Regions from separate parts of the Homo sapiens genome. Here region 1 is linked to region 2. A link is a loop called in an ENCODE intact Hi-C map of the cell type or tissue named here. Cell type or tissue: endothelial cell of umbilical vein. All regions are shown on one strand. Links, peaks and the distances in the headings refer to the core of each region. The heading gives the core; the rest is flanking DNA.

The links. Hi-C counts contacts between places; a loop is a spot of excess contacts. Peaks named below come from ENCODE experiments on the same cell type or tissue, not always from the same donor. Only the 100,000 strongest peaks of a DNase experiment are listed, where the experiment ranks them.
Region 1: a loop joins it to region 2, with 6 times the contacts of the local background. A loop is called at or near these places in 1 of 110 quality-filtered maps.

Annotation. Positions count from the first base shown.
Region 1 is chr4:154,796,428-154,813,529 of GRCh38, reverse strand. It overlaps RBM46 (RNA binding motif protein 46), which reads right to left. Exons shown (of 5, transcript NM_144979.5): 2 at 16,627-16,788; 3 at 15,252-15,719; 4 at 13,966-14,748. The coding sequence starts at 16,777. Among named protein-coding and RNA genes, the nearest start is that of RBM46, 24 kb to the right of the region's middle. In endothelial cell of umbilical vein, for the core only: a CTCF peak has its summit at 6,293; a DNase peak (open chromatin) is centred at 6,299.
Region 2 is chr4:155,018,467-155,035,568 of GRCh38, reverse strand. No RefSeq gene overlaps it. Among named protein-coding and RNA genes, the nearest start is that of NPY2R-AS1, 180 kb to the left of the region's middle. In endothelial cell of umbilical vein, for the core only: a CTCF peak has its summit at 9,345; DNase peaks (open chromatin) are centred at 8,648 and 9,288; H3K27ac peaks cover 1,182 bases.

The DNA of each region.
Region 1 (17,102 bases), core at 3,952-8,951, 220 kb after region 2:
TTCTATACTGTATTTGGTTGATATAAACACAAAGGTTTTCTCAGAGGGTTTAAAAATAACAATTACAACCTTAATCTCCTATTCCACTATACAAATTTATATACATATATATAATATACACATATCCAATATAAAATCATCCATATGCCCCTGTCTATATTTCAGGGGTTTCTACTATTTTGAAACCTCCAACATTAGCATGTTAAAAATTATATACTGGTAATTTTTACTTTGGTGACATATACACAGATATTTCAGCCCATTAACCACCATTCATAATTTAACCATGCCTGTGTTTATACCTGTCAACTTCCTATCTCATATATTTCTTTCCCAATCCTTTCTTCTTTCTGCTCAAAGCACAGCCGAAATGTATCTTTCCTTGTAATCTTTATCTTTTAACTTTATAGCATGTAGATTGCTTTAAATTATTTGGAAAGCACCATATGCTGAGTACTAAAGGAGACAGTACTCACCCATATAATGCAGGGAATAACAACAAATCATACAGTCCACTGGCTTTATATACACTGATGGAAGAAAAATTTTGAGTAAATAAAAAATATAAAAATTATTGAGTAATATCATAAAGAAAAAGTCATTTTGGGTTACTATGTCCAATAACAGCTTAATATAAAAGTATATAAGGATAAGCAGAATATTCTAAGCACAGTGCACAGCAATGGGAAAGGCCTAGACCTACCAATGAGCATGGCAAATTCAGATGATCACAGCAGGAAATGTATGGCTACGGTTAGGTTAAGTGGGGCCAAACAGTACAGCATTCTGAACAGGAGAATGTGGAGTTCAGAGTATTTGATTATACTACAATAGCAAGCCATGATAGGTTCCTAAGGAAGTAACAATGAAAAAGCATAAACCTATTCGGACTGATAAATTATATGGCTAAACTATGTATTGGGATGTTTTGAATATAATCAGAGTAAAATGAGTACCAAGTAACAGGGGACCAGGAAATAGATACAAACAAACTTTGCCTGTTTGATGTTCTGTCTAGAATCTGGATGGGGGAAAGACATATATCATCTGCCACCTTGACACATGCCATTCATTGGCTGGCAATGCTGATCCTAGGGTAAATTTAAAAATCATGAAGCTACCTTGTAAACAAGATATGTTTACAAGATTTTTCTAACTCAGGATAACTCAGAATTCAACCAGATGTCTCAGGTCAACATTACAATGGAGTGGGGTCTGGTACATGGGCCTGTAGGTTTCCTAAAGCCAAAATAGTCTCTGGAAAAAAGGTAAGGCAGGACTGAAAGCCCATCTCATTGTATTTTAACTTACAGAAACATAATTTGCCAATAATATTTCACAAGTCCACTGTCTGTTACCAAATGTTTAATATTAGACAAAAACCAGTTTTTCATTGGAATCATGTGAATTTACAAAGGATGGCAGTTAAGAGCACAGCCTCTTATGCTAACTAGGATCTTGGGCAAATTATTTAACATACTGAAGCCTGTTTGTTAAAAAAAAAAAAAAAAAGTAAAGAAGTGTCAACATTAAAATCCTATCTACAACAGGCCAGGCGTGCTCATTCATGCCTGTAATCCTAGCACTTTGGGAGGAAGAGGCAGGCAGATCACTTGAGGTCAGGAATTAGTGACCAGCCTGGCCAACACAGGGAAACCCCGTCTCTACTAAAAATATGAAAATTAGCCAGGCATTGTAGTACATGCCTGTAATCCCAGCTACTCGGGAGGCTGAGGCAGGAGAATCACTTGAACCCGGGAGGCGGATGTTGCAATGAGCCAAGATCGCACCACTGCACTCCAGCCTGGGTGACACAGCGAAACTCTGTCACACACACACACACACACACACACACACACAGACACACACACACACACATATCCTATCTACCACAAGGAACTGTGAGACTAATACATCATATAAAGGCATTTAGCACAAAATCTAACATGTAGTCTTAACTATTATTATTTCTAATATTTATATTACATATGATTGGAAACTGGTATCTTGGATTTGTTTTCTGAATAATTATTCTTCACTATTTACATGGTACTTAGTATATATAAAAGGGAATGTTCTGGGCCCTTTATAATTTTAACTCATTTAATACATGTAATTACCCTATGAGATACTGTTATCATCATTCCTATTTTACAAATGATGAAACTGAAGGACAGAGAAGTTAAGTAACTTTCCCAAGTAAGTAATGAAGCTAGAATGTGAACCCAGGAAATCTGGCTCGAAATGCCATACTCTTTTTTCCTGTGTTGCCTATATGCTATGCCATAGTACTTAATTTCCTTTTCCTGAAATTCTTTCTAAAGTGCAATGTACCATTTCCTGACCCCAATACCAGTTTAGGTCAGGTCATCCAATTGTATGTTCTCATAACACCCCGTACTACTTCAGAGCATTTATCAGAACTCTAACTGAATATTGGTCTCAATAGAATGTAAGGTCTATGAAAGCAGCAACTGTGTCTAATTCACTACAGTGATCCTCATAACTTTACACAAAACAGCCTTAGGTAAGTATTTGTTGAAGGAACACATTTTAACAAGATTTAACAATCAGCCATCTGCCAGTTAATAAACTAAACATGAGAAGCCTAAAGGAATGAATAGTAAGCAAAAGGGATATTCTTACGAGAATAAAAATTCCCAAATCAAACTTTCTTAATCAGTTTGCAAAAAGTAAATTAAAAAGTAAATTTCTCAGAGGGCTTGAAAATGGCAAGGCCATTATATTCCAAGTGGTATTAGGGAACATAATTCTGAGTTACAATAGTCTAGTAAAGACTCTTTCCTTCCCCCATATATTTCATGGATTTAAAATAAATGTTAAAAAATTATTTTTGTTTGTTGTTTTGTACTGAGAGAATTTTTAGCAGCTGAAAGGCTTAGATAGTTCTGACTTATATTAAGCCATAATCTACCTCCTTAAAACTTTGCTCTTTTAGACTTAAGTCCACTTCCTAGAGCTCCAAAGATAAAGACTAAAGTCTTTTTTCCACGTGCGAGCACTTCAAACATTTGAAAACTGCAATCACATTTCCTCTGTATTAGTATTTACACACTAAACAGCTCCAAATATTTCAGTTGTTCACTGTCCTATTACATATTATGGCGTTTCCAAGCTCACCCAAGTTGTCAAGGTTGAATTAAATTGTGGTGCCCAAAAGCAACCAAAACATTCCAAATATAGTCTGAGTATAATAAAATTATTTAGCCTTGATACTATGTAACTTTCCTATTTTACCTTGAGTTATATTAATTTGAGACTCTCTAGAGTAGAAAGACTCTTATTCCAATTTTGACAAAATAACACAAGTTCTCACCCTTGGCTGGCTTTCATTTTTTCCCAATTTAATAATGAAATATAGAAACAGAGAAATATATACAATATAGATGTGTATGCCTTACATAATTAAAAAAATGAAAACATGTACTCACCACCCAGGTTTAGAAATAGGAAATTACCAGTACCTCAGAAGTCCCTTTGAATCCTTTCCAATTTCTCCCTCCAAGTAGTAACTTTTAAATGTTAGTAATTCCCTGGCATTTTTATGGTTTTACCTCATAATCATCTATCCCTAAACAACCTATTGTTTGGTTTTGCTTGGCTTTATTTTCCTAATCATAATTTCCAATTGTCTCAATTTCTCCAATTTAAAATCTGAATCCTTTTGTATTTTACATATTTTTAAGGAGCCACCTCAAATCTTTTGTGGAATGAGGCAGGAATGAAAGTGAACAACCTACCCTTACCAGTAAAAACCATGAAGAAAAAACAGAGGGCAGACTAATGTAATACTTAGGTAAGTGCACTGCATCAGTATGAAACAATGTCATCTCTGCAGGTTAAGAAATTGAGTGGAGGAGAAACTGAACATCTTTCCAACTTTTCCTAAGCTGGGTTTTGTATTGAATTTGTGTAAATTTCTAGAATCAATATACTATATATTTAAAGAGCATTCTAGGATAAACAAGTAAGCTAACTATATTCAGATTATTTCCTTTCCATTTTTCATGCCTCCTATCTAAATACTTGGGAGTTGATTATACAAGTTTTTGTCATAGAAAACTCATTATAAATAATTTCAGAATAAAAAAACTAAAATTAAAAATCATTACAGAAAAATTCTGATTAAATCTAAAGGCAATGAAATCATTCTCCAATATATCAATTCAAATGAGAGCATCTGATATCATCAAGCTGCTTTCCAAGGCCTCAGAGGATTGATGAAAACCCTGTCCATCCTTCTCCCAAGCCACATTAGCTAATGTAGCAACACCCTGCCTGGAGCATAAATCACAATAAAAAAATACATAAATAAGAAAATAAAATGTAAAGATATAAAAAAATCAATAAAAGTGAGTTTTAGAACACTAGTATATTAGTGAGAAATAGAAGAGTCACACATACATATATGTATTTCAATACAATAACTTAAAAATCTTAAATCTACTAAGTAAAATAGGGAAAATATTAAGAAATAGAGAAAATCATTACTATCTCATTTGTAAATCCCTCTCCGAAACTAAGTGAGTGCCTTCACAGTGAAAGCAATCATATTTTTGCTTAGTATTGCCTCTTTCCCTTTAATTCTTAAGTGAAAAGAAATAATGTTTCAATGTTCTGGTATAATCACTATTTCTATACTTGATACACACACCTAAGTTCACACCAAGGAATCCCTTAAGGGATTCTTATTCTCTCAAGGAAACACATGTACACACATATATACAGGTGAAATGCCTTTAAATTAACAAGCATTTCACTGCTTGAATTATTTATAGTGCAGAACAGAATCTTAACCTGTTTTCCAAAGATTGATAATGGCTCACCTGGAACCTTATAACTTCTGTGCCCCAAATTATCCAATACTTTCATAAATTCGTAACTACAGATTTGGTCACCCTTGGACCAAAAATTAACTGGGCAGCAGCAGGAAAAAAAAAGCCGTCCACATACATGGCACATATGCTGCAAATTTTGTGGATATTCATTTACCCCATAATCTGGCCAGTAAACAAGCAGACTGGAACTATGTATTGTTGAAACAAAGTTAACAAGAAAAAAATTAAGTAAATGGGCTTCGGTCTTACAAAAATCCATATACAAAACAGGATTAAAGAAAAGTACAAAGAAAAAAAGTAACTCTAATAAAAACATCCTTAGACTATATAATGGAAGGACAATCAAATTGCACAAAAGAAAAAGTAAAGCATAGGTCAACAAAGATTTATCTACTCTATAAAAAGGTGGAGTTTTATATCATGGTTTACATTTTATTTAAATAAGTGCCAATCCCTTGAATTTGTGTACAGAAATCAAGGTATACTGTTTAAACACACAAGAATAGTAACAAAGTACAAAAACCAAATTATCAGGCAATACAACTGTTTAAGAGATTGATGTTTTCTGATGATTGTACTCTTATATACTTTTTAATCCAAAGTTATAAACATAATTATAGTAGAGCTGATAATATTATTAGTGTAGTACAAAGATTATATTTACTGAATCAAAGCAATGTATAGGCAAACTAAATTTATTTAGTTACCCAAATTATTTTCTTAAAATATGAACTATTGTGTACATAAAATTTCATATGCAGGCCATTCTTATAGCTCAAATGTTACTTGCTATATATGAGACAAATAAGGACCCGCATGTCATTAATACATCTCTAACCAAATACTGTCACTTAAGGAGCATGAAAATCCAAGGAGTTATTAATATTCTGGTGATTTAAAGTTTCTAATTATTTGGGGATACTAAGGTTTTTAATTATTGTCCTTCTGTTTTGAAGCTTCACAGGAAAGTGAACCATTCTTGGAGGTAAGGTACTACCAGGTCTTGGAAAGAGGAAGAAATGCTCTGGGATTGATGATATATCAGATATTAACTAGTAAGGGCAGATACTATGTTTGATTTTACCTAAAAGGCCTGGAAGAAACACTGAATTTTAAAGTAGTTAAAAGCATAAAATAAATTCGCCATAGTGAAACCATCATTCTACATCTTCTGTCTCCTTATTCATGAGTCCATTCACTTAATTACACTGCTACAGCATAAAAAATTGTCTACTAAATATTAAACAGGAAGCAGAGATAAGGGCATGATAGGCTGAAGAAGACTAAGTAGAGCATTTCACAGAGATTTTTCTGATTCTAAAAAAAAAAGAAAGGTAAGACAAAGAGGAGCTACAAATCAACGTAACATTAAATTTCCTTTTAAAGCCACATTAAAAATACGTATTTAGGGACATCATGTGGCAAAATTATGAACTGCTACATTCAAAATATGTATTTAGGGACATCATGTGGCAAAATTATGAACTGCTACTAACATTTAATTGTGTGTATATTTAACATATACACACAATTGCTAATGGCATCTGACATAAAGGGAAATTTTTAAAACCATTTTTAAAAATATGAATTAAATAAGATTAGACATTAGATTAATACAGCAGTAGCTGCTATTAAAACTAGTTTATTAGAAGGAGTATTTTAGGACCGTATTAACCAGACATTAAGAAGTTATAGGGTAAAGAATCAAGCATGATCAAATAGATTTATGAAGTAAATAAAATAATAAGGATCACCTTCATCAGTTAATAAACCTATGGGACAGATACTCCCCACATGGCATGTTTTGATACACATCATTATTTTCCTAGATCCTCTGTTACAAAAAGAAAATTTAGTTTCCAAACTTTTAAGTAGTTAACTTGTTTTCTAAAAACCTTGGTTTTGGCTATAGTAATTGATTAGCAAATTCAGAGAAGAAAATAACTGAAAAACAATTAGTTGTCATTATGCAAATAAAACAGTTGACTGACTGAATCTTTTATTTATTTATTTTTTTTTCCAGCTGTTCTGCTGTGAAGTAGGGGGGCATAAGCTTTGAATTCCATAAAGGAAGGGATATTAAACTGATGGATTATTTCTTGCAAAAGCAGCTGTTGGTTTTAAACTACTTGTACTCAAATATGTATCTCTGCAGACATAAAATATTTTAAAGTATTATTTTTGGTTCTACATAGGATTTTGACCATATTTTAAATGAAACCATAATCTTTTTAGAAAAAAGATTCCTTAAAACTTACTAAATAAAATCCTGATATTTTAGATCTGAGGACATTGAAGTCCAATGACTAAACAATTCATTTGCCATTCTAAGGTCACACAATTTGTTGATGGCTGAGAAAGGATTCTCAATTCTTATACTTTTATTCTGGTAATCATTCTATTAAGCTGCTTCTCTCACTGTACTAACTCCATAATATATATGGTGCATTAATACAAGTGTTTGTAAGATGAGAATTATAAGTAATGCTAAATGTTCATTTAAATGGTCTTTCAGAAAAAAAAAAGTAAACTTCAAGAGTAATACAAATACATTTTCATGAGGACTAAGCCCTCTCAGAGGGTCAAAGACACATAGTTGAGTTAATGGAATTTTGGTCACCACTTGGTCATATGAAAACAAATGTGTAAAATGTTGATCCTGATGCCTATTTCTCATTTAAGTAGGTAAATTTTAAAAGAAATTTTGCAAATTACCTTTGTTCTTTAAAATATGAGTTTGAATAGTATCATCCAAGTTAGAGCTGTAGTTAAAACTGGAAAAAAATTCTGAAAAGTATTATTTTTCTTCTATTTATAATTTATAACTCCATTATAATATCATAGAATCATTATTTCATGTTTGGCTTAAGTGCCTCCTAGAATTATTTCTTAAGTTAAAAAAACCTGGAGAAAGTTTCTCTTTATTTCAAAGCAATGGTTTGGAATATTTTTATCTGAAATTATTTTTTATTTTTGCATTTCTGCCCATCAATCTGGAAATAATAATAGCTCATAAGAAAAAAAGCACCAAATATTTTTCAGATTAAAACTTCTCACAATAGTATACTTTCACAAAAGTGTAACTTTCAACAACAAATTTACAAGTGATAACAGAAATAAAAGCTTCATTTGAAAAAAAGGATAAGCTAACAGCGACTATCATGCTTAGAATATATATCTACTAAATACTATTCAATTACCAGAAAAAAATGCAAGATTCTACTGATGTACGCCATTTCAAAGTCAAATATAAGAAGCAATATACAAGTCCATTACAAAATGAATACTGAAATAAGTAAGTACAAAAGATATTGTAAGAATGAATATTCACACACAAAATGGTCCACACAAATCAAGATGGATTCATCTGGGAAAAAAATACTTGCTCAGAGGAAAAGCAGATATATCCAACATAGTTGCACTAAGAAAAAAAAGCAAAGTTTTAAGAAACAGGACTAATGAAATTTTAATTAACTAATGTTTACATCTTTTCAACTCCTTTAATTCTTCCTAAGTCACACTGAAATTATGAAAGCAAACAATATACAGAACTACCTGCCATTAAACCACCACATGCTATTTTTCTAAGAGGAGTTTGCTCATGTTGTGCCCCTCTCTGACACAAACTCTGCAAAGGGTTTACAACTGAGGTCAGGGAAGCATACCTTTTTCCTCTTCTACTCCCAAAATAACCTATGCAAAGAATTTGTGTATCTGCCTTCATCACTAGACTGTGACTCCTTAAACAAAAAAACAATGTTTTATTTATCTTTAGCTCCAGAATGCTTAGGAAAGCACACTTAGCATGTAAGAGGCTTTCAAAAAGACCTGTTTAAAAAAAAAAAAAAAAAAAAAACAACCTTAATCATTTTTGTCCAGAACAACAGTACACAAATCTGATGAAATTAAATCAGTGGCACATGTTAGTGACAGGTTCTTCATCCCTGTTTTAAAAATTTTCCAATAGCCATACAAGTAAGAAAAAAATACCACTTGTATCAGTATTACACAAACACAGAAGAGATGCCCTGCTTAAAATTATTTGCTAATAAATTATACAACAAGGTGAATTATCAATACAGATAAGACTACCTTCCTCTTTCCACTAAGTATTCTCCAGGACTTTCTTCTTCAAAACTCTAACTCTCCAGGACGTTCCTTGATCTCCTTGATTTTGTTTATTCCACTTCTACAATGCAAAGAATCCTCCAAAGAAAAGCAGTGGCAATACTGAAAGACCCAGATTCAAAACAGAGTTGACTTTTAGAAAGAGAAGTACTATTCGCCTTGATAGTTTGCTTTATTACTAAACAGATAACGAGATTGTGAAGATAGAAAAGACTTACTTAAAAATAAGTGATACTGAATGACCCAAGATATCTCCATATAGCAAATATTTAATATAGAACCTATCTATTCTAACCCTCCAGTCTATATTTGGTTTAGATCATTCTTGCACTGCTATAAAGGAATACCTGAGACTGGGTAATTTATACAGAAAAGAGGTTTAATTGGCTCACAGTTCTGTAAGCTTTACAAGCATGGTGCCAGAATCTGCTAGGCTACTGGGAAGGCCTCAAGGAACTTTTATTCATGGCTGAGGGCGAAGCAGAGGCAGGCACATCCCATGGCAAGAGCAGGAGCAAGACAGCGAAAGCAAGAAGGTGCTACACACTTTTAAACAACCAGATGTGGTGAGGAATCATTCACCATTGCGAAGACAGCACCAAGGGAATGGTGCTAAACCATTCATGAGAAATCCACCGCCATGATCCAATCACCTCCCACCAGACCCCAACTCCAACACTGGGGATTACATTTCAACATGAGATTTGGCAGGGACAAATGTCCAAACTATATCAGGATTCTACCCATTAAACTCACTCACTATCCTACAGATTACAGATCCCTAAAAATAACCCAGTAAATACATAATTTCCTTTTTTTTTTTTTTTTTTTTTTTTTTTTGAGACGTAGTCTGGCTCTGTTGCCCAGGCCTGAGTGCAGTGGCTTGATGTCGGCTCACTGCAAGCTCCGCCCCCCGGGTTCACGCCATTCTCCTGCCTCAGCCTCCAGAGTAGCTGGGACTACAGGCGCCTGCCACCACGCCCGGCTAATTTTTTTGTATTTTTAGTAGAGACGGGGTTTCACCGTGTTCGCCAGGATGGTCTCTATCTCCTGACCTCAAGTGATCCGCCCGCCTTAGCCTCCCAAAGTGCTGGGATTACAGGCGTGAGCCACCGCGCCCAGCCCATAATTTCTTTTCCTGCTGGTTAGGTAATGAGTTTCCAGTGAGATAAGAGAGGTCATTCCTTGCCATTATGAAGATGAAGATAGTCTCTAATTTTAAGTAAGTGAAAAAGGATAAGGAAGGTTCTATTTTGGCATTAACCCCAACTTCCAGCTTTTCTTTTATTAAGGGTATTTTGCTTAAAATAGAGCTTCCTTTAGATAGGACCAAAAAAAACACCTAAATATTTTAAAAATTGATTTTAAGGACCTGTAAACCAAGAACTTTTGAGATGCTAGTAAGATCACTAAATGCTCACCAGAAGTAAACTCCATGACTTCTAGTACTCATGTAGGTGCCTGTTATCCCTGAAAAGACATACATTTTTTTTCATAACAGCAATGATTGCCATTTAAGCAAAGCCTAATTTTTTTTCTTTTATTTTTCAAACTTGGGAAATAGAAGTGGTAACACCAAAACTGTATGGATATTAAAAGTACACTCTTAAAGAGATCTAAAATATTAATTTAAAAAATGACTTTATATCACATATGATAGTAAAAGATCATCAAGGTTAAGATTGGATGGTAATTCCCAAAATAGCATCACACTGAAAGGGTTAAAATAAGGATACTGAGGCAAATTCTTAAAAAAAAATTACTATCCCCAAAGAAAATATCTTAAAAACAGTACTTAAATGGATTCTCTAGAAAATTTGACTTCTCAAATTCTTTAATAGAGCCAAAAGATGACTTAATAGGTAAGGAACTTCGTTTGAGAAACTCTAGGAACTAATAACAACCTCTCAAGACTTCAAAACAATTCAATCCTTGGACTACGTAAGTATTTACTAGGATGTCAAGAACACACCACTACCACCAATTGATCTCAACTCTGAGCTATTTGATGAAACCCTATTACCTTTAACTAAAAGAAGGTGTAACTAGAAAGGCATCAACCTTTTAAAACCCAGAGGCTCCAACATTAACAGAAGGGAAAAAGTGATCCAGAACACTGCTATGGCAACACTCAGATCTACTCTTAACCTGCCATATGGCAACATAGAACCTCCTCACTGTCTACAGCTCCTGGCCCTACTTTAATGACCTCTGAAGGGCTGACATTTGTTTTCTGATCAAAGTTTCCTAGACCCCTGATCTCTGGCTCTTCTGCTTCCCTGAATTCTCTTTCTCCTTCTCAGCTGCCTAAATATATTTTCCTGCCTCTAACTCAACAATCTTCACTTACATAGGTAGTCAAGCACCATAAGGATTTCTGTGTTACTGTCCATAGACAAGACCTCAGGCTTTGCGTACTCCACCGAAATAGGACCTAGGGTTTTGTTTAATCTTTTTGTTTATATGTGAATTTTGCTTACATTATATTAACTGTTCTGAGCCTGAATACAGATTGAGGAAATACATAAAATACAAATTGTTCAACTTTTTATTAAAATCAGCATTGATACAAGGTTGATAAAATCTGGAATAGATGACTAAAGCAATCTGCATGTGCCCACTAAGGATTTCATTTACTGATGTTACCTTGATCACTAATTAACCATAATTAAGTTGAAAATATTGTACCTGATTAGGTGTTTTCTTAGGGAACTATCGGTTTAACTATGCTATATAGTTAACTATGGTAATAAGGGAGTTAAAAGCTCTGCTTCCATATAGAATCTGAATCTTCTTTATGAAATGGGCAAACAATGTCTACATATAATTTTGCCATAAATTAAACTAATATGGCTATGTTGTAAGAATTTTAGAAGTTTATGTGTAAGGGAATGAGGGAGGATAGAAATTTTAAAAATATTTCAGTATTAGCATGGTAGATCAGACACAAGTATCTTGGGAGAAACTTGCTCAGCAACTAATTACATCCCACTCCAAAATAATATTTAGACCCATTTTTCTCTAAGAAACTTAATTTGAATTATTTGCTGTCTACCTAACAATTTTATCTTTAACTTAGATGGTCTTTATTGAAAGTAAAATTGAAGGCTTCTATTTTGTGCATCAATAGAAATAAGAACTAAGAATTTATTAGCTTCAATGATGCTAAATCCCCAAATATCTCCAAACTAATAATTGAAGACACTGCTTAAATGTGTCTTCAAGCAGAACCTTACCTTTAGTCCCACAAGTTTTGCTGATATCTCCAAATCAGAATCTCTTAAAAATATTTGTAATATACTTTGGGAGGCTGAGGAGGGCGGGTCGCCTGAGGTCAGTAGTTCAAGACCAGCCTGGCCAACGTCGTGAAACCCTGTCTCTACTTAAAATACAAAAATTAGCCGGGCACGGTGGTGGGCGCCTGTAATCCCAGCTACTCAGGAGGCTGAGGCAGGAGAATTGCTTGAATCCAGGAGACAGGTTGCAGTGAGCCAAGATCATGCTACTGCACTCAAGTCTGGGTGACAAAGACAGACTCCATCTCAAAAAAAAAAAAAAAATTTCTAATACTATGGCAGTGGCTATGGTAAGCCTAAACAATATATAAAAGCAAGCCTAAACAATATATAAAAATTATTCTCCCTTTTGAGAATGTTTTTCTTGACTGTTTTCTCTTAAACTTGAGAATATGAATTTTAAATACATATAAGCTTCTGTACTATGGTTCTGCAACCATATAAAAAATAATTTTCAGTGAAGAGTTTCACAATTATAATCAAGAAACAATGATAACACTCAAAAGATCTTTCTCTTTTATTTGATTCTCAGGAAACCACTACTCTTCCAATAAATATTATTTGGGACACAAAGTAATCATCACTAAAATCTATAGCCGCATTAAAAAATAAACAGGTTTTGGGGGGTGGAGGAGGGGGGAGGCTAACCTAACAGTAAAAAACAGAAAGTAGGAAAACACCATAGTGATATTATGTCTCTTCCTTCACAACGTCAAATATTTAGTTAGCATATCTTTCTATGCTTTTGCAAAGCCTTTCATAATTATCCTTCAAACGTTTTAAAGAAAATTTACTTTTTGAAAAACATGAAATTAAAAAGAGAATGGTCACAAACATCTCTTAATGATGCTTTTTGTCTTTCATGAGTGATAATGACAAATTTCCAGATTGGTGAGCATAAAGCTGTGTCTACACACGACCCATCTGAAATCCCACTGATTTTACTAACTCCCTATCCCCTGCCCCTCAAAAAGATCATTATGTAGACTTCACCAAAGATGCAGGGACACTCTATAATAAATTGGTTTAATGAACATATCTTGTAACTTATACAAAAAATTTTTATTTCAACTGAGAATTAGTCATTAAAAAAACAATAAATTAATAAAACAGGGTTATGAACACTACAGTAAAACCAAATTTTCCCACAGGTTAATGCTTAAAAAGCTAAATGTAGGCCAGGTGCGGTGGCTCACGCCTGTAATCCCAGCACTTTGGGAGGCCGAGGCGGGCAGATCACGAGGTCAGGAGATCGAGACCATCCTAGCTAACACAGTGAAACCCTGTCTCTACTAAAAATACAAAAAATTAGCCAAAAAATTAGCCTGGCATGGTGGCACGTGCCTGTAGTCCCAGCTACGCGGGAGGCTGAGGCAGGAGAATCGCCTGAACCTAGGAGGCACAGGTTGCAATGAGCCAAGATCATGCCACTGCACATAAGCCTAGGCGACAAAGCAAGACTCCATCTCTCAAAAAAAAAAAAAAAAAAAAGAAAAGCTAAATGTAGGAAGATTTTACAGGGCACAAGTTTCAAGAAAGTTATCATGACTTTATAAAATTGAGATAAAATTTATGTTACATACTTACCACTAATGTTGAGTTCAAAATAAATGAATTTAAAAATAATCTACAGTATTTCCTAATTTCATATTATACATCATTTAAAGTATTTTTAAACTTACCCAAATGAAGTAATGTAAACTGGGCTGCCAGTTCCTTTGCATCTTCTAACGTAGTACAGAGTTTGTCTGGCATGAAGTAACTCTGGGATCCATTTGCAATAGCAGGAATAACTATCTTATACACCAAGAGTACTTTCCCATCTTGACTTGTTGTTGAATATAAATAATATTCTGGTGGTGCCCAGTTATTTTTGTTGCAGTAATAATCCAAATGCATTACTGCAGAATTAAAATGATTGGATTTTAAAGAATACATACTAATTGGAGTAAGCTTTGTTCCAGGATAAAAAGGGTAAGTGCATCTTTCAACTTCAGGCGGACTTGGGCTATGCTGACCATTGAGACGAGCAGGAAGAGTTGGCAGCTTGCCTAGAGTTTTTGGGTGGCTCTCTTCTTTGTTAGCAAACACAATCAGATTTTCAGAATTTGGACTAATCTGACCATTAAGATGCTGTCTCCAAGTGTTTTCTTTATTTACTGGTTTAGCTAGTGTTACCTCAATACTTGCTCCATCAATGCATTTTCCATTCATAACAGACATGGCAGCCACTGCATCTTCTCGGTTGAAAAAGTGAACAAAAGCATAATCTCTAAGTTTCTTTACCCGTTCAACTGCACCAGGCTTAAATTTATTGAATTCTGCTTTAATTGTTTCCTCTGTAGTTGAGATCATTAAATTTCTTACATAAAGAACTTTAACTCTCTGCATGGTTTCCTCATCCACCTCTTTCTCTGGGTCAGCCCAATCTACCTGAATGGTGTGGCCCCATAGTTGGAATGTTCCTGTAAAAAAAAAATAATAATTTGAAGAGAATTAAAATAAAGAATAAAAGGTAAAGATGTTCAGTAAAACTGTTTCCCCAGAGAAGCAGAAACTCAACTACACATCAATAAATTTGGTTAAGCATTTGTTTCCTATTCACACAAAAATTTTTACTAAAGTAAATAACTAAAACTTACTATGTAATTTCAGAGTCAATAGAACAAATACACTTCAAAGATAGATCTTTATCAGAAGAATTAAGTGTTGCCCTTTGGATTTTTATTAAACAACAATTAACAGCTCAAAGTGTATATATCCAGTAAAAATATCATAAATAGGACTCATTTTACTGGAACAATTTCTTGTCTTTTAGAATCATGTAATTTATTTTACTTCATTACTCAAACAATTCTTTACTCTTCTTTAAGTGACATTAGTATTTTGATAATATTGATCCCTGATGTACTATCATCTCTCCATATTTGTAATAATGTTAATATTGAAAAACAACCTTTCAGTTTACCTGGAATTAGTTTCCTCCTTGCCATAGCAGCAGCTCTGTGAGATTCATATTCCACAAATGCAAAACCACGATTTTTGGTCTTATCAGTTGCACTTGGATAAACAATGACATCTACAACTCCTTCTGTAACTTTCTTCATTTCATCTAAAATTTCTTCTTTCTTCTTTTCCTTGGGAATAGCTCCAATAAATAATCTACAATTATCCAGGCTTACACACACACCAATAAACTTCCCTGGTCGAATTTCATAATTATTAAGAATTCTGATGGCTAATTGGGCTTCTTCTTTTGTAGTGTACATCACAAAAGCATAACCTCGATTTTCACCACTAAATTCCATCATAAGTCGAAATTCATATATCTTCCCAGCTCTTTCAAATACAGGAACTAACTCATCTTCATACATATCACGAGGTATTTTTCCTACAAAAACTTCACAGCCTCTAGGTGGAGGTGGACCTTCCCAACCTGAACGACAAAAATGAAAAGACACATAAATTCTAATTGGATATTTGTACTCACTATTCAATCATATATTCATTCAACAAATTTGCTGTGCTATGTGCCACTCACAATTCTAGGTATTGGTGATACAACAGTGGACAAAATAAAGCCCCTTCCCTTATGAAGCTAATATTCAATAGAGAAGGGAGATAACAAGTGAGTGGTTAAGTGCTACGAAGAAAATCAAGGGAGTGGTCAGGCAAATCTCTGGGTACGTGAGATTTAAGCAGAGACCTGAATAGAATGAGGGAGTGAGCCATGAGGATTATCTGGGAAAAGGGCATTTGGAAAGAAGAAAAAGCAAGCGCTTTTATGTCAGAGCAACATAGATTATGGAAGCCTGTACAGCTAACATGTACGTGAGAAAGGAAGAAAGTGGTAAGTGCTACAGCCATTGAGGTACCCAGAAGCCAGATTTTTATTTTAAGTGTGATAAACTGAAGGGTTTCGGGCAAAGGAATTGTACTGACTATTGGTAGAAAAGTCGAACATTCTATTTACCTGTTTCCATTTGGTTTTCTAGTTTAAACACCACTCACTTACTCACTGCTGTTTCAAATTCCTCCCCAGATGATCTCCTCTTTAACACCTAGAGTAGCACCCTTTTTCCTACTTTCCTAATCCTGACTTCTTTCTCAACCTAGCCCAGCTTCTTTCTCAACTGCTTCTTAGATGAAGAGCAGGGCTGAAAAAATGTAATGGTAAGACATGAATAACATTTATAATTTAACTCTCCTCAACAGTAAAAAAAAAAATGTCTTAAAGCAGTTACAAGGAGAGAGCTATTGTTTGGAATACTTGTGGGGATACACATCTAATCTACATGACGAGGTTAAAGATTAAATTTAAAAGACTGTAAACAAATCCACACCTGGAGGAGGACCGCCAAATTTCCTTTGTCCATTTTCCTGAACCATGTTGTAACCAGTCTTTTCCATCAAAGCAAGTAATGCTGCTTCATTCTGAATACCAGTTCGAACTTTACTGCATCCATTTGTTCCATCTATATTTTCTTCATTCATGGTTGCAGTTCCTAAAATAAAGTTTAATAACACTGGTTAAGTTTACAACAGAATACCAAGAATCTATAAGGCATTTCTTTGGGTTGCAGAAAAACAAAGACAGTTGTGGCTGGCATGTTTGATTAGCCTTCACTGTCCTCTGAGGTTCTGCCCCAAAGCTCTTCCCTACAGTGGAAACTTGGAAACTTCTTTCAATGTCACTGACCAATTATGCAGTACCTTTAGAAGGCCTAAGCTATAAGAAAGGGACACAAACAATGAAAAAGAGAAAGCAACAAAGAATGAAAAAACAAAATTAAGTGAAAGAGAAGAAAAAGGAAAGCAA
Region 2 (17,102 bases), core at 6,718-11,717:
ATCAATGAATCTAAGTTAGAAACTGGAGAAATAAGTCCAGACTAGGATGAAAGGAACAAACCTGGTGGCACAGAACACAGTGAAATGTGATGAAATCAAACTGCAGGGCTATAGTCAGTCTCCAGGTGAAAACTATTTATGTGAACAGAAATGTTTCTTTTTTATCTCTCACATGTGAATAAGAACATGAGGTATCTGTCTTTCTGAGCCTGGCTTCTTTCACTTAACATCATGATCTTCCAGTTCCATCCATGTTGCTGCAAATGACATGATTTCATTCTTTTTTATAGCCAAATAGTAAGTTGATCTCATAGAGACGGAAACAAAAATGATGGATACCAGAAGGTGGGAAGGACATGTTGGGGGATATAGAAGGGTTGGTTAGTGGGTACACACATACTGTTAGATAGAAGAAATATGCTCCAATGTTGCATAACAGACTAGGGTGACAATAGTTAGCAACAATGTATTGTATATTTCAAAACAGCTAGAAGAGAGGACTGGAGATGTTCTCAATGCATAGAAATGATAAATACTCAAGGCGATGGGTACCCCAAACACCCCGACTTGATCATTACATATTCTATGCATGCAGCAAATATTCACATGTACTCTATAGGTACGTAAAAATTTTGTATCAATTTTTTTTCAAAAAAGGGAAAAGAAATGTTTCTTTGGAAGATGGTGCCTTTCATCTGTCTGGGTGGCTGCCTCTGTTCCTTCGTGGCACCTGTTTTGGGGTTGAGCAAGTAGTGGACACAGGAGTGGGATGCTGTCTCACACCATCAAATCCTCACGCTGCCTTTTCTGCAAAAAGGACCCTGCTCTAATGGCCCATCATTTCACAGTTTCCATCGTCATTCTTCAAACTATATGTGGTAGCCTCATCAGAGACACCATAGAGTGTTAATAAAAAATAATCTTTTCAATATATTCTTTTAATCTCACAATGAACAAAGGCAGAGAAATGCTTTGGAAGAAAAATGGCTGCTCCTGGAGGCCGCAGCTCTCTTGGGAAGCAGAGCAATTCATCTACTTGCTGAAATAAGGAGCTCCTAAATCTTCTGAAAGTTGTAGAGGAAAATCACATTGCAATACAATTTCAGTATAATGGAAAATGGGGTATTTATTTGTCTGGGAAGTCACAAATATGTTACTTGCTCCAGCAAACTGGTATAAATTGGGCCACCCAGGCTGAGGTTCTTGTATGCTCTTCAGCCCACTAAATACCTGCTAGATTACCTGAACAGTTCTTGATAGTGTGGGAGGAAAATCCCCAATACAGGACAGGTGCAGTGGCTCATGCCTATAATCTCAGCAATTTGGGAGCCCAAGGTGGAAGGATCACTTGAATCCAGGAATTCGAGACCAGCCTGGGCATCACAGCAAGACCCTGTCTCTATAAAAATATTTTAAAAATTAGCCTGGTGTCGTGGAACATGTCTGTAATCCCAGCTACTCCGGAGGCCAAGGTGGGAGAATCATTTGAGCCAAGAAGGTCAAAGCTGCAGTGAGCTGTGATCGCACCTCTGCACTACAACCTGGGTGACACAGCCAGAGCCTGTCTCAAAAAAGAAAAATCCCCAATACATACAAAGTAATCAATTCAGATATTAATCTGTCAAGTCCCTACCATGTGCTAGACTCTGTGCTAAATGCTAGTCGTGGTCTTTGTACCCAAAATGTTTGCACCCTCAGAACTAAGATCTCTGCACTCGGTAAATAATTGGAGAACAATGCAAAGGAACAGAGGATAGTGGCCAGCAGGCGGGAAAGGGCATGGGAGGCCAGAGGCAAGAGAGATCAGTGTGAAACAGCAGCTGGGAAGCCTCATGGGCCATGTGGAGAAGACAGGGAAGTGCAGTACTGACAGAGAAGTGGCCTGAGCAGGTGTGGAAGTGGACACAGATGAAAACCATGGGTTTGGGGAGGAAATAAACCAGGTCAGACAAAGCGTCTGCCAGGAGTCTTAGAGGTAATGTGGGGTAGGAAAAATGAAAACAGGTTATTGAATCATTTCATAATGAAGCAGCCCCAGGGTAAATGATGACAATGGAAACCAACACAACCTAAATTCTTCAGTACTGAAGCCCAAGCCCATTTCAGGATTGAATTAAAAAAAAAAAAAATCTAGAGCACATCACTATTTTGGATTTTGTCACTCTATGTGGGATTTTTAAAAATCCAGTCCCAGCTGCTTGGGAGGCTGAGGTGGGAGAATCACTTGAACCCGGGTGGTTGAGGCTTCATTGAGCCATAATTGTGCCACTGCACTCTAGCCTTGATGACAGAGTGAGACTCTGTCTAAAAAAAAAAAGAAAAAAATCAGATCTAGTACTATCACAGGGCTCTAAAACCTCATAAAGCCCTCAGTGGCAAAGAGAAGATGAAGATAATTGAGCCATTTTGGGGATCTACCTACTCTGTGTTTGAATATCATCTCATTACCTGGGCCAGGCACTGTTCCGTGCCATGTAATCCTTACCACAAGCCACTGAGGTTGATTCTCTGTTTTCAAATTAGAAACATGTGGCCCAGCAAGATGAAGTAATTTTACCAAAGTCACCCAATTAGTGAGCAGTGTGCACACAGCAGTCTCAGGTCTGTGTGACCCTGAAGCTCATGTTCTTTGCAACCTGGCACCATCTAGGTGCAACAAAGCTAAACCTGGATAAGTTTCGTGCAGATGGCACATTAGTGCTTGTCCATTATGCACACTGAGGACATGAGCATGTCACCCAAAAATATCAGTTAGAGTTTCCCGGTTTGAGATTCTCCCTAACAATACCGAAAAGCATCCCTGTGCTTTCTTCATTCATTGCACAAACAGGAAGTACTTGTTCTGTGTCAGGCACTGCTATAGGCTCTAGGACAGAGCCATGAGCAGTGCAGGACCCTGCCTTTATTGTGTACCTTTCCACGGGGAATAAGTAAATACTGAAAAAAATTTTAGGAAGAATTTGTTGGTAGAACTTGTAACAAACTATGAGCAATTATTACTTAAATTGGGCCATGTTCCCCTGAAGTAAAAATGCTAAGGCTAACTTAAGCATAAATGAATGTAGCAAACTATAAATAAAACACAGCTTCAAATGTAGTACAGCCTTATATTAAATAATAATTTTAATTTCTAGGGTATTCATAAAATGTAATTAGCTAAGAGGAATGTCATTCTTTTCTTGTCTGGGACTTTTCTTATATTCTTTGTCCTTTACTGATCTACTTGTGAGGTGTCTAGGATCAGACCCAGACTTTTTTTTAGGACAAAAAAATAAAATTTCAAAGACTACTCAGTCTCAGGCTATACTTACACAAGGTAGGGACTTTTAAATCACAAACCTTTCATTGAACTCAGTTCTCTATTCCAGTCAGTGCCCAGGTCCCTGCTGTGTTGGATTCAAGGCAAGGCAGTTTTCCTTCCCTGTGTGGCCTGTAAAATTCCTGGTGACGTTTCCTGTACAAAATGCTTTTTTCTCTCTCCCTTGGAGATCAAGTAGTGAGTACTGTGGAGGGAAGGAGACAGAATCTTTTATGTTTCACTTTGCCTTTAAAAAAATATATTTTCTTTGGGAGGCCGAGGCGGGCGGATCACGAGGTCAGGAGATCGAGACCATCCCGGCTAAAACAGTGAAACCCCGTCTCTACTAAAAATACAAAAAATTAGCCGGGCGTAGTGGCGGGCGCCTGTAGTCCCAGCTACTCGGAGAGGCTGAGGCAGGAGAATGGCGTGAACCCGGGAGGCGGAGCTTGCAGTGAGCCGAGATCCTGCCACTGCACTCCAGCCTGGGCGAGAGAGCGAGACTCCGTCTCAAAAAAAAAAAAAAAAAAAAAAAATATATATATATATATATATATATATTTTTTTTTTTTTTTTTTTTTTTTTTTTTACTGGCTATTTCTCAAATGGATTTCTCCATTACATTAGAAAGCCATCATTCTTTTCCCCCAAAACTCTGTCATCTCTCCCTCCTCGCACTCCCCTCCCATATCATCCATAAAGATGATTCTGGCTTCTTAGAAACCCTAACACTTCCAGTGACTGTAGTCAGAAATCTATTTAACTCATCCAACTAAAGTAAAAAGAACTACAATCTGTCGTGTTTAATATTGGGTTTTGTTTAACTTCTCTAGAAATTAGGTTGTTTTTTTTTAATTGTGTAACTTAAAATATTCAAAAAATACTCTTGAAATAAAAACTTGGAAAATAACCTCAAAATGCTTAGCAAAGTATCTTTTTAAAATGAGAAATGAACTAAGTGACTTTTAACAGTTCATATATGCCATATGTTGTTCATATTGCCAATCAATTTTGTTTCCTTTATTGACCAGCAACAAACATTTTGTTTATTCAGCACTGAGCAAGACATTTTTTTCTTCAAAAGGCAAAATGGACCAGACACGGTGACACACGCCTGTAACCCGAGCACTTAGGGAGGCCGAGGCGGGCAGATTACGAGGTCAGGAGTTCGAGACCATCCTAGCCAATATGGTGAAACCCCGTCTCTACTAAAAATACAAAAATTAGCCGGGCATGGTGGCACATTCTTGTAGTCCCAGCTACTCGGGAGGCTGAGGCAGAAGAATTGCTTGAACCCAGGAGGCGGAGGTTGCAGTGAGCCGAGATCACACCACTGCGCTCCAGCCTGGGCGACAGAGCAAGATTCCGTCTCAAAAAATAAAAAATAAAAATAAAAGTTAAAATGTAAAGTTCTTACATTTTTCACCATGTCTGGCCTATAGTTTGTGCTCAGCTAATATTTCAAATATACAGCAGCAGAATATGCTTAAGGCATAAAAAGTGGAAACATTCTATTGATGTGGAAATAGACAAAAAGGTACTGCAGAATCCAAAGTTACTTCACCCATAGTAACCACTCGCGCACCCACCTTGGTGGTCTCTCTAGGAAGAGATGGAACATGCCTCAGGATACAAAAGGTACAGAGGTTTGGAACAGTAGCTGACACCAGAATGCATTTCAAGGTCAGGAGCCTGTTAGCTTAAGTGCAAGCCTTATGACTTGCCCAGGTATAAAATTGCCTTGTTATAGTTCAATTTTTTAGCTACTTTATAAGTTGAGAGGGTTAAATTTAAAGGGTGCATTTGAAAATATTACTTATTAAAGCTCTCTCTCTGTTTTTTTCTGCTGTAAATTCCATTTCCATTTAAATGGAAGCAGAAGCAGACAAATTGCTCTCATGATGCTCTTCTTACTTGTGTTTCTATGGAAATGGATTCTGGATTAGGAAGGGAAAAGCTAAAATCAAAAGCCTTATAAGCAGGCAGAACATAACTGAGGGTGTTTTGTTGAGCTGTTGGTCAACTACAAGGTAACACGATGTTAATGTAGCCCAAACTTACATAAGTAAACACCCATGTTCCCACTTTACCTCTCCTGTTTGGCCTCTCCTGTTTCCCATAAACACAGCTTAATCAAACTCTGCCAAATACACAAAAGTAAGAAGCCCAGAACTTTGACTTACGGATTTTCACTCTCAGTACAGTGTCCCTCACTAGATCTTTTAAAACATTTCCCTCTTAATTAGTTCCTAATATATGATTCTTGCCTTAATATATGTGTTCAGGAGCAATGGAAACGTTTGGAATATTCTTAAGAAAATGCAGTCTACAGATGCAGTGGCTCACACCTGTAATCCCAGCACTTTGGGAGGCCGAGGCGGGTGGATCATGAGGTCAGGAGTTCAAGACCAGCCTGGCCAAGATGGTGAAACCCCATCTCTACCAAAAAAAAAAAAAAAAATACAAAAAATTAGCCGGGTGTGGTGGCACGTGCCTGTAATCCCAGCTACTCTGGAGACTGAGGCAGCGAATTGCTTAAACCTGGGAGGCAGAGGTTGCAGTGAGCCAAGATTGTGCCACTGCACTCCAGCCTGGGCAACAGAGCAAGAGTCCATCTAAAAATAGAAAATGCAGTCTAAAAAAGATAAATGAATAAATAACTAAAGCTGAATTTCAAAGTATAAATAATAACCTGGTATTACTTTTACCTTTATATCACAACCATTTCTTAACAACTGACATTTGAATTAAAAAGAAGTTAGACTTACACTGTCCCTTTGTTGTGAAGAACTGCCACACAAAACCTATTACTAAAAATTTCTATTACACAAACCGTATCTGTCAGCTGCTGTCAATTTCCACACCCTTTCGATTTCTAAAAGGCTTACTCTTTTGCCAAAAATATAATACTAATACAGTCTCTCTTATGATAGGAATTTCACATTAGTAGCAGCTCAGGAACAAATTATACTCATATTTTCTGTCAGTGTTCAATGTTAGGGAAACGTACCTGATATTTATTCATGAGACAAAACTAGAAAAATCTTGGTCTAAAAACATGTTCACATAGTTATACAAACTATTAAACAATAATAAAACCCAAACAGAATATATGAAAATCTATTATAAAATTTCCCATGGCAATGTTGGTGTTTATCCTCTTAGCTGTTTGACATGAAAGCTATGTGGTACACCATATATGCAATCATTACTTCTAAACTTCTGGATCGGCATAAGAATGAATTTGTATTCTGGTGTAGATTGCCTAAAATGTCTCTGAATTCCCTAGTTAAAAAGGTCTTACTAGTATCTCCATACTAGAATTGAAGGGCTAGCAATTAGAAGAAATTGAGTCGTTAGTCACACAGGACTTAGCATTTCTTTTAAGTGCATGATGACTATAAAGCAATGATATCAGAGAATGATAAGCAAGGGACAAGACAAAAGAGAGAGGGAAGGAAGGAAAGTAGGAAGGAAGGGAGGGAGGGAAGGAGGAGCAAGGAAAGACAGAAAGAAGAAAGAAGGGAGAAAGAAAAGAAGAGGAAAAAGGAAGATGGGAAGGCAGGGAGAGAGAAAGGAAGAAAGGAGAAAGAGAAGACAGAAAAATGACAAGAGTGACAAGAAGAAAGGGATGAAGCAAGCTAGAGAGGGAAAGAAAGGGAAGAAGGAAGCTAAGAAATCTGGAGATCATTGAGTCAATAATTATTTTGAAATTAAAAAAAAAGAAAGTAACCAGAAAGCAAACCACGAATCTTAATAAGCTAACACTTATCATATATAGACCACAGGAATAGCGTTAACAAATATTACTAGAGAGCAAGATGCAAATAAGCAAAAGGGACAGATCAGAAAAGGTTAAGAGGGGGAGGAGAAAACTCCAATAACACATCAGTGTCTCTTCAACATATACGAATCACTTGTGTTTCTGCTGGTGGACAATCAAAAGACACGAATCCCAGGCCTGTTGAAATAAGGTCTCTTTGTTACTGATCATAGATTAAGACAAGTGCTATGGGTAAAAATAAGAGAAGGAAAGCCAATGTTGTTGTATAGCTGTATGCCACAAAAAACACAAAAACATAGCCACATAAACATTTGGGGCCATTTATCTGATTGTACATCTCAAATCTTTTGTTAAAACAAAATGATAACAAATACATATGATGCTCATTCATTTTGTGTCTTAGCCATTAAGTGGAATACTCAGCAAGCTAAATGAGCATTACTTAATTTGAAAAACTTTTGAAACCCATTATCTAACTTGTCTAAAAGGGCAACACTTCCTTAATCGTTCTAATTATTTTCATTAATATTCTCAATGAGGAAAGACAATACAGTCATTGCAAGTTGCTGACCAGATGTGCCAAGGAAGCAAATGCCTGGCTGCCAAAAACATAAAATAAAAACAGCAAAACTTTGTGAGAATAATAAATAATTGAAAGCTAGCCAAAAGATTCCATTATTGAAAACTAAAGGTCACTTTTTATTTGAAAATATATCATTATCACTTCTTTCTGTCCAATCCCAAGTTAGAATAGTGCTAGAACTATAGCTTCTCAGAATCATTGCTCTATCTCTCCTGGATTCTCTCCCACAAAATCCCATGTGCACCTCTTGATTCCTCTGTACATGGATAGATGGACACATTCGTGTCTTGTGAAAAGCCTGTTGATATGCATCACATCCTATTCCTTCAGTCTCTCTTGCTAAGAGAACTAGAGAAAGTGGTAGTAGACAGAGTGGCCAAAGAGAGGGTGGTATGTGTGAGTGGGATGGGGTGCGGTTAGGCATAGGACAGACACACTGAGGACTAGATGGTAAAGGTGTGCTCTGTTGAAGGGACGCAGTGGGTCCAGGCATAGACTGAGGAGGTTGAAGAGTCCACTCTAGACTTGGGAGGTATGGAAGAAGCAAAGCGATCCAAGTGGGAGTGAACAGAAGTGCAGCAAAAGGCAGTGGGTGGCGGGTATGCCGAGAAGTGTTTCCTTTGCCCTAATTAAGAGTCACTTTGAAGGTAGAAAAGAGAAAACACGTGGTGACTGTTACCTTTATTGGAATCTGATGCTAAAAGGATGATTGCAGTCTGATGATGAAGTTTAATGAAATAATTGCTGTGAAGCAAGAACTAAAGTTTCTGATCATTGCTCATAACAAGCTAATTATTTGAGAGCCTGTTCTTCATTTTGTACCAAAATAAAGTAGTCAATGATAACTGATATTCCTTAGGCATAAGACAAACAAAAGGATAGAGCATACCGGGGGAGGGTGATAAATGTACACTTCCCTTCATTTAATAGGGCTTTCAGCTCTGATCAACACATGGGAAAATGCAGCTAGATCATGCCCTTCACTAGTTAATAGGGAAATGAGTCAGAATCAGCAGATCTTTTAGAATCGTGCTAATCGGTATAAAAGGAAACTCACGCAGACCAAAGAGAGATGAGGAGAAGCAGGGGATAGAGCTGGGGCTTAGGGGAGGAAGGGAAGAGGGTACAAAGGAAAAGACCTCATCAATGTGGTACTAAAAATGGACCACGATCGACTAAAAAACTGATAACCCCATAAATGTTTGACAATTTGAAACAATAGAGGCATAATCAAATGAATTCAATTCTGTGAATTTTGACCTAAATGATTGAAATTGGAATACTAATCAACTTATTAAGTTTGTATGTCCCAACAGCTTAGTAGCTGTTTAAAAATAATACACATATTTTAAAAGATAAAAACAGTATTTTTATTTCAATCTCAGCTAGCATTAGTGACAGATGTGTGCCTGGTGGGTACTGTGTCCCTTCTCAATGTTTGGAATTAACAAGGATACTGACACCCTCATTTTCTGTCCCACATCCATTTTCATACGGCCCTTGCTTTTTCTCACAGCAGTCACTAAATCCCAGCTTCACAAACATACAACATCACTGAAAGGAATGTAGTACAATCTAGTGTGAAACCGTGAACCGCCACAAGTAGCAGTTCACATGATATCCACTGAAGTTGCCGCATGTCCCTCAAAACTCTAGAATACCCTGCAGCGCCCCCTGTGAACCGTGTGTGGTATTCCGCGGTGCCTGGTTGCAGTTTGAGAACCATGGGCAAAGGTACTTCTTCAACATACGTGGGAAAAATTGGCTTAGTCAAAAAGTAGGTATGTCAAATTAAAGTGAAAAAACAGTATTTTGAATCTAAAAACTAGTATTATCAAAAGCTTAGAAGGTTGAAAATACATTTGATGTTAGAAGAATGGCAAGTAATTAGTGAAAACAAAAAATATGTGTTGATCTCTGCTATGTGCCAGCTGCTGTTTAGCAGTGGAGACACTGTGGTGTACCGGGTGGACATGATCATCTGCCTTCATGGAAAGTAGATATAAATAGATACACACACAACTGCAATATACTGGGATAAGGATAAGGATGGGGCAAAAAAATCAGATAATAATAGATATAGTATATATTTTTATATAGTATATAATATATATTATTTATACATCAGTAATGTTTATTGGTTATTAATATTAAAATATTACTTATAATTAATATATATTGTTTTTCTATATTATATATATTTTAAATATCCATATTATGTATATTTTTATATGGATATATATGGATTTATATGGATTTTATGTGGATATATATCCATATAAGATATATATTATATATATCAATATAAAATATATATATGTATATATTTATATAGCCATATATATTTATATAGCCATATATAAATTTATATAGCCATATAAATATATATGTTTATATATATCAGGTTTCTTACTCTGATATTGTATATTAATGCTATGAAGAAAATGAGGATAGGATAAAGGGGCCTAGAGAAAGTGATGGAGAAGTTCTGTGAGAGCAAGCCTTGAAGTGTGCTCAAATTGCTGAAAGTCAATCTGCATAACTGGAACTCAGAGTAGAAGGGTGGGGTTGGGGTGGTTGAGGGTGAAGGGTAAGAGATAAGACTGAAGAAGGTCCTTGGTCTTGGCAAATCCCTGTTCAAGCAATTTAGCTTTGTCTCAGATGATCGGGATGGATTTTTCCACTTTAAGGATTACAAAATAAGAGAAAAAGTAACAGTATAATGTTATACTGTTTTAAAATAATTTTAACCAAAAAAAAAATCATTGTATAAAATAAGAACAGCAAGTTAGTTTGAGGTACAATTAGATCTTCCTTCTGTAAGAGCTGAGGCTTGGTCTCTAAGACCTGAGGTTCAAGTCCTATCTAACTCAGGTATAGTAAATCCAGATTTGACAGTCTCCTTCACAATACAAAGAAGAGGACATGTCATTTGACAAAGCCAGCTTGAAGCTTTCACTTTGGCTCAGCTACTTTGGTGCAGGGACATTCTGATGCAGCTTCAAAAACTTAAAATTTCAGGGACTTTTTTCATTTAAAAAGCTTTGTTGTTTGTACAGATTATAAAAATAAGTCATGGTATTGTAAAAGCTTCAGACAATAATTATAGAAAAATTATTCAAAATATTTAAAGTTATGAAAAAGGGTACTTAAGAAATATGTTTAATAAGATCAAAATCACCCATAATCCCATATCCAGAAAGAACCACTATATACATTTTATTTTTTTATATCTAATATATATTTTTTATTATATCTTAAGTTCTAGGGTACATGTGCACAATGTGCAGTTTTGTTACATATGTATACGTGTGCCATGTTGGTGTACTGCACCCATTATCTCATCATTTACATTAAGTATATCTCCTAATGCTATCCCTCCCCACTCCCCCCACCCCACAACAGGCCCTGGTGTATGATGTTCCCCTTCCTGTGTCCAAGTGTTCTCATTGTTCAATTCCCACCTGTGAGTGAGAACATGCGGTGTTTGGTTTTCTGTCCTTGCGATAGTTTGCTGAGAATGATGGTTTCCAGCTTCATCCATGTCCCTACAAAGGACATGAACTCATCCTTTTTTATGGCTGCATAGTATTCCATGGTGTATATGTGCCACATTTTCTTAATTCAGTCTATCATTGTTGGACATTTGGGTAGGTTGCAAGTCTTCGCTATTGTGAATAGTGCCGCAATAAACATACATGTGCATGTGTCTTTATAGCAGCATGATTTCTAACCCTTTGGGTATATACCCAGTAATGGGATGGCTGGGTCAAATGGTATTTCTAGTTCTAGATCCCTGAGGAATTGCCACACTGACTTCCACCATGGTTGAACTAGTTTACAGTCCCACCAACAGTGTAAAAGTGTTCCTATTTCTCCACATCCTCTCCAGCACCTGTTGTTTCCTGACTTTTTAATGATCTCCATTCTAACTGGTGTGAGGTGGTATCTCATTGTGGTTTTGATTTGCATTTCTCTGATGGCCAGTGATGATGAGCATTTTTTCAAGTGTCTGTTGGAGGCATAAATGTCTTCTTTTGAGAAGTGTCTGTTCATATCCTTCACCCACTTTTTGATGTTTTTTTTTCTTGTAAATTTGTTTGAGTTCATTGTAGATTCTGGATATTAGCCGTTTGTCAGATGAGTAGATTGCAAAAATTTTCTCCCATTCTGTAGGTTGCCTGTTCACTCTGATGGTAGTTTCTTTTGCTGTGCAGAAGCTCTTTAGTTTAATTAGATCCCATTTGTCAATTTTGACTTTTATTGCCATTGCTTTTGGTGTTTTAGACATGAAGTCCTTGCCCATGCCTATGTCCTGAATGGTATTGCCTAGGTTTTCTTCTAGGGTTTTTATGGTTTCAGGTCTAACATTTAAGTCTTTAATCCATCTTGAATTAATTCTGTATAAGGTGTAAGGAAGGGATCCACTTTCAGCTTTCTCCATATGGCTAGCCAGTTTTCCCAGCACCATTTGTTAAATAGGGAATCCTTTCCCCATTGCTTGTTTTTGTCAGGTTTGTCAAAGATCAGATAGTTGTAGATGTGTGCTATTATTTCTGAGGGCTCTGTTCTGTTCCATTGGTCGATATCTCTGTTTTGGTACCAGTACCATGCTGTTTTGGTTACTGTAGCCCTGTAGTATAGTTTGAAGTCAGGTAGTGTGATGCTTCCAGCTTTGTTCTTTTGGCTTAGGATTGACTTGGCAATGTGGGCTCTTTTTTGGTTCCATATGAACTTTAAAGTAGTTTTTCCCAATTCTGTGAAGAAAGTCATTGGTAGCTTGATGGGGATGGCATTGAATCTGTAAATTACCTTGGGCAGTATGGCCATTTTCATGACATTGGTTCTTCCTATCCATGAGGATGGAATGTTCTTCCATTTGTTTATATCCTCTTTTATTTCGTTGAGCAGTGGTTTGTAGTTCTCCTTGAATTGGTCCTTCACTTCCCTTGTAAGTTGGATTCCTAGGTATTTTATTCTCTTTGAAGTAATTGTGAATGGGAGTTCACTCATGATTCGGCTCTCTGTTTGTCTGTTATTGGTGTATAAGAATGCTTGTGATTTTTGCACATTGATTTTGTATCCTGAGACTTTGCTGAAGTTGCCTATCAGCTTAAGGAGATTTGGGGCTGAGCTGAGACAATGGGGTTTTCTAGATATACAATCATGTAATCTGCAAACAGGGACAATTTGACTTCTTCTTTTCCTAAGAATACCTTTTATTTCTTTCTCCTGCCTGATTGCCCTGGCCAGAACTTCCAACACTATGTTGAATAGGAGTGGTGAGAGAGGGCATCCCTGTCTTGTGCCAGTTTTCAAAGGAAATGCTTCCAGTTTTTGCCCATTTAGTATGATATTGGCTGTGGGTTTGTCATAAATAGCTCTTATTATCTTGAGATACGTCCCATCAATACCTAATTTATTGAGAGTTTTTAGCATGAAGGGCTGTTGAATTTTGTCAAAGGCCTTTTCTGCATCTATTGAGATAATCATGTGGTTTTTGTTGTTGGTTCTGTTTATATGCTGGATTACATTTATTGATTTGCATATATTGACCTAGCCTTGCATCCCAGGGATGAAGCCCACTTGATCATGGTGGATAAGCTTTTTGATGTGCTGCTGGATTCAGTTTGCCAGTATTTTATTGAGGATTTTTGCATCGATGTTCATCAGGGATATTGGTCTAAAATTCCGTTTTTTGGTTGTGTCTCTGCCAGCCTTTGGTAGCAGGATGATGCTGGCCTCATAAAATGAGTTAGGGAGGATTCCCTCTTTTTCTATTGATTGGAATAGTTTCAGAAGGAATGGTACCAGTTCCTCCTTGTACCTCTGGTAGAATTCGGCTGTGAATCCGTCTGGTCCTGGACTTTTTTTGGTTGGTAAGCTATTAATTATTGCCTCAATTTCAGAGCCTGTTATTGGTCTATTCAGAGATTCAACTTCTTCCTGGTTTAGTCTTGGGAGGGTGTATGTGTCAAGGAATTTACCCATTTCTTCTAGATTTTCTAGGTTATTTGCATAGAGGTGTTTATAGTATTCTCTGATGGTAGTTTGTATTTCTGTGGGATCAGTGGTGATATCCCCTTTAACATTTTTTATTGCATCTATTTGATTCTTCTCTCTTTTCTTCTTTATTAGTCTTGCTAGCGGTCTATCAATTTTGTTGATCTTTTCAAAAAACCAGCCAAGCACAAGGGGTCAGGGAATTCCCTTTCCTAGCCAAGCAAAGCTGTGACAGACAGCACCTGGAAAATTGGGTCACTCCCACCCTAATACTGCACTTTTCCAGTGATCTTAGCAAATGGCACACCAGGAGATTATATCCCACTCCTGGCTCAAAGGGTCCCACATCCACAGAGCCTCACTCATTGCTAGCACACAGTCTGAGATGGAACTGCAAGGGGCCAGTGAGGCTCGGGGAGGGGTGCCCACCATTGCTAAGGCTTGAGTAGGTAAACAAAGCGGCCAGGAAGCTCGAACTGGGTGGAGCCCACCACAGCTCAAGGAGGCCTACCTGCCTTAGTAGAGTCCACCTCTGGGGGCAGGGCATAGCCGAACAAAAGGCAGCAGAAACCTCTGCAGACTTAAAAGTACCTGTCTGACAGCTTTGGAGAGAGTAGTGGTTCTCCCAGCATGGAGTTTAAGATCTGAGAATGGACAGACTGCCTCCTCAAGTGGGTCCCTGACCCCCAAGTAGCCTATCTGGGAGGCACCCCCAAGTAGGAGCCGACTGACAACCCACGGCCGGGTACCCCACTGAAACGAAGCTTCCAGAGGAGTGATCAGGCAGCAACATTTGCTGTTCAGCAATATTCAATGTTCTGCAGCCTCCACTGCTGATAGCCAGGCAAACAGTGTCTGGAGTGGACCTCCAGCAAACTCCAACAGACCTGCAGCTGAGGGTCCTGACTGTTAGAAGGAAAACTAACAAACAGGAAGGACATCCACACCAAAATCCCATGTGTACGTCACCATCATCAAAGAGCAAAGGTAGATAAAACCACAGAGATGGGGAGAAAACAGAGCAGAAAAACTGAAAATTCTAAAAATCAGAGCACCTCTCCTCCTCCAAAGGAATGCAGCTCCTCACCAGCAACGGAACAAAGCTGGATGGAGAATGACTTTCACGAGTTGAGAGAAGAAGGCTTCAGATGATCAAACTTCTCCGAGCTAAAGGAGGAAGTTTGAACCCATTGCAAAGGAGTTAAAAACCTTGAAAAAGATTAGACGAATGACTAACTGGAATAACCAATGTAGAGAAGTCCTTAAATGACATGGTGGAGCTGAAAACCATGGCATGAGAACTACATGATGAATGCACAAGCCTCAGTAGCCGATTCGATCAACTGGAAGAAAGGGTTATCAGTGATGGAAGATCAAATGAATGAAATGAAGTGAGAAGAGAAGTTTAGAGAAAAAAGAATAAAAAGAAACGAACAAAGCCTCCAAGAAATATAGGAGTATGTGAAAAGACCAAATCTATGTCTGACTGGTGTACCTCAAAGTGACGGGGAGAATGGAACCAAGTTGGAGAACACTCTGCAGGATATTATACAAGGGAACTTCCCCAACCTAGCAAGGCAGGCCAACATTCAAATTCAGGAAATACAGAGAACACCACAAAGATACTCGTCGAGAAGAGTAACTCCAAGACACATAATTGTCAGATTCACCAAAGTTGAAATGAAGGAAAATATGTTAAGGGCAGCCAGAGAGAAAGGTCGGGTTACCCACAAAGGGAAGCCCATCAGACTAACGGCTGATCTCTCAGCAGAAACTCTACAAGCCAGAAGAGAGTGGGGGCCAATATTCAACATTCTTAAAGAAAAGAATTTTCAACCCAGAATTTCTTATCCAGCCAAATTAAGCTTCATAAATGAAGGAGAAATAAAATCCTTTACAGACAAGCAAATGCTGAGAGATTTTGTCACCACCAGGCCTGCCCTACAAGAGCTCCTGAAGGAAGCACTAAACATGGAAAGGAACAACCAGTACTAGCCACTGCAAAAACATGCCAAATTGTAAAGACCATCGAGACTAGAAAGAAACTGCATCAACTAACGAGCAAAATAACCAGCTAACATCATAATGACAGGATCAAATTCACACATAACAATATTAACCTTAAATGTAAATGGGCTAAATGCTCCAATTAAAAGACACAGACTGGCAAATTGGATAAAGAGTCAAGACCCATCAGTGTGCTGTATTCAGAAAACCCATCTCATGTGCAGAGACACACATAGGCTCAAAATAAAGGGATGGAGGAAGATCTACCAAGCAAATGGAAAACAAAAAAAAGGCAGGGGTTGCAATCCTAGTCTCTGATAAAACAGACTTTAAACCAACGAAGATCAAAAGAGACAAAGAAGGCCATTACATAATGGTAAAGGGCTCAATTCAACAAGAAGAGCTAACTATCCTAAATAGATATGCACCCAATACAGAAGCACCCAGATTCATAAAGCAAGTCCTTAGAGACCTAGAAAGAGACTTAGACTCCCACACAATAATAATGGGAGACTTTAATATCCCACCGTCAACATTAGACAGATCAACAAGACAGAAAGTTAACAAGGATATCCAGGAATTGAACTCAGCTCTGCACCAAGCAGACCTAATAGACATCTACAGAACTCTCCACCCCAAATCAACAGAATATACATTCTTCTCAGCACCACACTGCACTTATTCCAAAATCGACCACATCGTTGGAAGTAAAGCTCTCCTCAGCAAATGTAAAAGAACAGAAATTATAACAAACTGTCTCTCAGACCACAGTGCAATCAAACTAGAACTCAGGAGTAAGAAACTCACTCAAAACCACTCAACTGCATGGAAACTGAACAACCTCCTCCTGGATGACTACTGGGTACATAAGGAAATGAAGGCAGAAATAAAGATGTTCTTTGAAACCAATGAGAACAAAGACACAACATACCATAATCTCTGGGACACATTCAAAGCAGTGTGTAGAGGGAAATTTATAGCACTAAATGCCCACAAGAGAAAGCAGGAAAGATCTAAAATTGACACCCTAACATCACAATTAAAAGAACTAGAGAAGCAAGAGCAAACACATTCAAAAGCTAGCAGAAGGCAAGAAATAACTAAGATCAGAGCAGAACTGAAGGAGATACAGATATAAAAAACCCTTCACTATATGCACTTTAAAGTAGAAATCCCATTATCTTTTTCTATGATTTAATATTAACATATGAATTAATGTCATCCTATTTAGCCCAGTATCCCTTATCTTGGAGAAAATGCAAAGGCCTCCCTAAGATTTCTGTTAATTTTCAGTGCTTTCCAACCTGCCGGTCATCTCTAGTGCTGAGTTCCTTCTGCAGAGTTCTAAACCTCATTCACACATTATTCCCAGCAATTATCTTGTTCTACTTGCTCCACACTAATCTAGGCTTCAAAGTCAGCTCATT